Linked DNA regions of Mus musculus: region 2 is linked to region 1. Evidence: chromatin loops called from intact Hi-C (ENCODE). Cell type or tissue: heart. All regions are shown on one strand. Each heading gives the region's core, and the rest is flanking DNA. Links, peaks and the distances in the headings are about the cores only.

Region 1 (2,812 bases), core at 204-2,703:
TTCCTTGATTGAATGAAAATGTTGAAATAATTCTAGGATTAAGGTAATAGAAATTTAGCCAACGATGAAAGTAACTAGAACTTCCATAATCCCAGAATTTAGATGGAGGCAAGGCATTTAAGAGTTCAAGGCTGGGGGCTGGAGAGCTGGCTCAGCAGTTAAGAGCACTGACTGCTCTTCCAGAGGTCCTGGGTTCAATTCCCAGCAACCACATGGTGGCTCACAACCATCTGTAATGGGATCTGATGCCCTTCTTCTGGTGTGTCTGAAGACAGCTACAGTGTACTCCTATGTATAAACTACATCTTTTTTTTAAAAAGGAGGGAGGGGCTTCTAGGTTATCCTAAATATGAGCTCCACTAGGTTAGTAAAACCCTCTCAGAAAAATAAAAGCCATCTAGACTAAGCTTCTCTATTTAAGGTAGAGAAATTATATGATGCTAAAAGGGTTGACTGTAACATCAGGGCCAGAACCACTTGCTTTCCTGGCTACTCAGTGTCCTTTTCTAGCTCAACAGCACTAACTGCTCCAAGTCTCTGCAGTACTGATGTCATTTAAATCCCAGGCTACAGTCTTCCATCCCGTGTTTTACACCGAGCTCCATACTAAATACATTAGAAGAGGGTCTGGTACAGCTTAGACAACTATTAACTGAATTTTTATTGATACTGTATAAGTTCACTGAAACTGACACCTTTGTTTTAATAGATCTTTTCTCCTTTTCCCAGAAAAGCACTTGGTCCTACTTCGAGATGGAAGAACACTTATAGGTTTTTTAAGAAGCATTGATCAATTTGGTATGTATTGGTTATGATCCCAAAAAATTTTTTTGCACTGCTTCATACTGAAATTTACTTATCTAACTTTTCCACATGTATCAGCCTAATGGAAGTGTTGGGGTGAGTAATTTTTTTTTTTTTTTTGGCTTTTGGTTTTTCGAGACAGGGTTTCTCTGTGTAGCCCTGGCTGTCCTCGAACTCAGAAATCCACCTGCCTCTGCCTCCCAAGTGCTGGGATTAAAGGCATGCGCCACGAGTAAATTGTTTTAGAGTTATGATTAGGTGTTTCAAAACCTTGTATGTTCATTCACAAAACAAGTTTGTATTCTAAAACTGATTTACACTTATTTTCCCCACTAGAGGGCGCCAGGTGACAGGTTTAAAGTTAGTCTTAAAATCATTTCCTGGAGGTAATCCTTCCCTGTCCAGTGAGAATAGGGTCGAGGCCATTTCCCGAAACTCTTGTTGGGGGCAGAACACAGATAAACTCAGTAGTTTACATACAGGAATACATCAGATTTAGTCATCTGTCTGCACTTTCTGAAGGAAGAGATCTGTTTCTCCCTTTGGTGTAAGAAACCTCTCCGTTCACACCGACACTTGCTGGTCATCTGCTGGGTTCCTGGATTTGAATGTGAGGGCAAACATAGGAGGCCTAAACAGCCAGCTGTGCGCCTGGGTCCCAGGGACTTACGGGTAGATCAAGAGGGTCACTTTGGAAACAGATCAAACCAAAGCAAAACAACTTCTGTTTTACTTCAAGGAAGACAAATAGTACTAATTCAAAGGAGAAAAAGATTTTTAAGAAGAAAATGTTCTAAACCTTAAGTTAAATTCATGTAAGTGCTATGAAGAGATAAAAAGCAAATTCCTAGATTACCATGCATGATTATATAAATCGTTGTTGTGTCCTAACCCATAAAATTTAGTTTGGATTACATGAGTCCTAATTACTAAAAACTATTAAATCTCACTAAAGTCATCACATACATATATTCACACAGTAAGGAAGCTCTCCTTCTAAAAATGCAGACTTTCAATCTTAATAGTTGGCTAGGCTCTAGTTTTCCAGCTTCCCACTCATTTATATTTCCTAGGGACCATGTTGATACTGGCAGGAAATGATACAGAAGTAACTTATTCCTACCATCAGTTGTTCATTAGCACAGCAGAGTCGGAAATGCTCTTTACTTGTTTGAAAGTCTCCTAAAACTGAACATGCCTGTAGTCTCAGCGTGTATAGCATGTGAAGCAGGAGAATCACCACAAATGCTACATCAGGACTTCCAGGCCAGCTGAGGCTAGAGTGGGACCCTGGGACCCTGCCCCCCCCACCCCCAAATAAAACAAATTCTCATATATGGCTTGTCATAACTGATAAAATTTTAAAAATAACTAAATAATTTAGTTATAGACTTTATAATCAACAATGTCAACTAAAGATCTGTTTCTTCTTTGTGTGCTTATAGCTAACTTAGTGCTCCATCAGACTGTGGAGCGAATTCATGTGGGCAAAAAGTACGGTGATATTCCTCGAGGGATTTTCGTGGTCAGAGGAGAGAATGTGGTCCTACTAGGAGAAATAGTAAGTGAGACTGTTAAACTGCTGTGCGTCTGGGTATTGATGTTGGCTGCTGCTTTCCAATTTACCAAGCTTCCCACAGGAAGCTGGCAACTAGGGAAGCTGTGGTTGCCAGAGCAACACTACAGAAAGTAATTAATGTTAGTCTGTGACCTTTGGCATTTTAAAGATTTGATTTCACTCGCAAAATATTGTTGACTTTGTCGGATAGAAAACAATATTGCTGGTGTTTGCTTCAATAGCACTTATACTAAGGTCCAAACAGTACAAAGATTAACATGGCCTGTGCAAGGGTGGCACACATTCTCTCAACTGGAAAGAAAGAGACAGCATTGCTAGGTATGGTGGCACATGTCTAAAATCCCAGCAGTTAGGAAGCTGTGGTAGGTGGAACTCCTCTAGTTTGAAACTGTCTTAGTTAGGGTTTTACTGCTGTGAACAGACACCACA
Region 2 (2,812 bases), core at 29-2,528, 180 kb after region 1:
TAGAGTCCCTCAGGCCTAGCTGAACGTCAGAATTGCCCCCCCAGGAAGCTTCAAATAAGAGCAGCAGTGAAAAGTTCAAACACCCTGGCCAGACCCCAAACTCAGCAGGATTTTCTTTTAACTCTCTCCTCCCAAGGACGGGTTGTAATTGCAAATTGTAACTCACACCGTTCTTCGTGCTTTTTGCATTGTTTCAATGTCTTTTTTAAAGTTTGGAAGCTGAAGGGGTGTTCAACACAGGCACCACATTCCAATTTCTATACAGAAAAGGGGATGAGATGGATAGGAAAAAGGCAGGTGACATACCTTGCCAGGTGACAGGCCCTATCCCAAACAATGCATAAAGGTAAGGGGTGGGGGTTTGGGGTAGAAGTGGGTGTTCACTTGCCTCAGTCCTCGACCCAAACTATCCTCTCGATAGGAGTTTGTGAAATGGAGTTGCGGGACCCTATGAACCTTCAGACCTGAGTCAAGAGAAGTCCCAGAATTCCTATTTTTTCACCCTTCCCCCTGGTGAATTCGGAGACGGACAGAGCACCCAGCCCCAAGGTCCTTCAACTGAACCTGGGAAGCCAGACCCGGGTCGCGGCTCCTGCGACGCCGGCACTGCGGTCCACCCCAGCGTGGACCGGGCGCGACGCTCAAGTCCTGCGCCCCGCGGGCCGTGGGGAGGTCCGGGGCAGGCCCACGCACGGTCCCCGCTACCCCTAGCCGTGGGGGCCGCTCGCTCACCTGGCTCCGCCCGGCGGCCGGGGGCCAGCAGCGTGGCGCTCAGCACCGACCCGGCCAGCAGCAGCGCTGCCAGCGCCGGGCCCGCGCCCATGCCTCCCACAGCCTCTCTCCGGGAGTTGCGCTCTGTCCCCGCAGCCGAGCTGCGCTCTTCTGCCCGGCGCCTGCGCGAGCTCGACCCGCCCGTCATCGCCCGCTCCCGTGGCGTCACCGCTCCTGTCCCGCAGGGGATGGCGGGGAGAGGGCGGGGCCGCTCCCTCCTAGGCACGCCCCGCGGAAGCTTCCTAAGCCCCGCCCAGCTGGGAAAGCATGCGTCCAGCTAGTGTCCACCATAGGAGGGCAGCCAGGCTGTTTTCTACCCTCTGCACAGTGTTTCTGTCCCATCGGGAGAAAACCGCAAAAGAGTGGTCTTTGCTTTCCCAGTCATCCACTCCCTCACCATTCCCTGAACGTTCTAAATTCTTGCATCTTAGCCTTTCAACGTACAGATACGTGTTACTCACCTTCTAGGAGAGTCCTTAGTAAAAATGACTACAGAGCTTCCCCCTTACACGCACAAACTCTGGGCGTTCACTACCTAGAGTGAATGATACACCCCTTAAAAGGTCTCCTGTTTCTGGCCTTGCACAGGTTGCTGCCAGTCTGTGGAAGTTTAAGGTGTCCAGGGATGAGGACCTTATAAACCACACTGCTGTCTGTATTCCGGGAGAAACCATCACACGCGAAAGAGGGCAGGCATGATGTTTGTAATAAAATTGTAGTTGCAAAATCGTGTGGGCAATCTGAATGGCCGTCAACGAGACAGCATCGCGCCATGCAGCAGTGGAAATGAACAACAGATCTTCCCATTTCCACCTGTGAGAGGCTTCCATAGGATGATGAAGGGGAAACTGGTTGCACTTAGCTTTGTAATGAGTTTATTTACTTTTTTTGATGGACTCATTTACAAATTCAACTATGCAAAGAAACATACCAGCAACCTCATTTAAAGAATCACATTCTTTTGTTACTAAACACAACAGTGGTCAAAATTATAACGTATAGAATGGATCCCAAGATTTAATGGAAAAAAGAAAAAACAAAACAAAACACCCTGTGCTGAAAAGTTTCAGGTTCCAATGTCACTGAATCCAGTTCTGAACATGTTTCTTAATATTTCTTTGTAATGGATCCCCAGACTGGAGCACAACTGCCTTAGTGAAAGACCCATTCATGTTCTATAATCAGCATATAAAATGTAGCACCCACCAAAACTAAAACAAAGGCCTAAATCCATCAAAACCCATAGTTCTGGGAAAGTCTCTAAAGATAATAACCTTGGTTTTGGCTTTTGGCTAACTGTTCTTTTTAACTAGAGTATTGCAACACAGGGTATAGTGTTGTGCTAAAGAGTTCACCAGCTAATAAGGACTTCCTATTGGCTTAAACCCATATCCAAGTAGTCTTCTCTGGTGGACTCCCCCACAATATGTTAGAAATATGTTCTGGGTCACAAAGAAAGAGACCATCACTGCACCCGAAGTGTCTGGACAAGGCAAACTACTTTCCTCTCGATCAAGGGTGTGCTCTGTGTGTCACACTTAAACACAGCGAGATAGAAATGAATCTGGTTTTTATTATAGCTCAGGGAGTGGCTAGAGCCCGACTTCACAATCTTATCCATTTAGCTAGTCTGAAAAAGACTGGCCCACAGGAAATGAAGGAGGAAGAGGAAAGGTCTCGCTGTACTCAAGAAAAAAGAGTCACTGCTCCAGGCTGTTAAATTCCTAAAATAAGTGCAGTGGGCCTTTATGGAATCCAAAGGGTTTACTGGGTAGGGAGGATTAAAACATTCTCATAAAAGTCTTACAAGGTGGGGGAGATTAAATTTTTTTTTTAAATTCCCTGTCCTAAACATGTTTTGTATTGATAGAAAAGATTCATATTTGATATTTCTTACAAATGGAAAGATAAATGCTATATTCAAGCAATGATTAGGAGGGAGAGAGCAAAATGTCATGCCAGTGTCCTGGCGGGCTCCAACTGGCAGCGTCCTTGTTAGGCTGGGTAGTAAAGAGGTATACGGGTACACCCTGCATCATTC

Evidence for each region. Peaks named below come from ENCODE experiments on the same cell type or tissue, not always from the same donor. Only the 100,000 strongest peaks of a DNase experiment are listed, where the experiment ranks them.
Region 2: it touches region 1 in a loop (2.9-fold over the local background); 2 of 42 quality-filtered maps call a loop at or near these places.

Annotation. Positions count from the first base shown.
Region 1 is chr8:25,791,428-25,794,239 of GRCm38, forward strand. Lsm1 (LSM1 homolog, mRNA degradation associated) reads left to right here. Exons shown (of 4, transcript NM_026032.1): 2 at 730-798; 3 at 2,250-2,365. Among named protein-coding and RNA genes, the nearest start is that of Lsm1, 7.2 kb to the left of the region's middle. In heart, for the core only: a CTCF peak has its summit at 1,144 (motif pointing right); no DNase peak of the experiment used is centred there.
Region 2 is chr8:25,975,793-25,978,604 of GRCm38, forward strand. Hgsnat (heparan-alpha-glucosaminide N-acetyltransferase) reads right to left here and starts at 952. Exons shown (of 18, transcript NM_029884.1): 1 at 733-952. The coding sequence starts at 919. In heart, for the core only: a CTCF peak has its summit at 1,018; a DNase peak (open chromatin) is centred at 959; H3K4me3 peaks cover 1,589 bases; H3K27ac peaks cover 2,031 bases.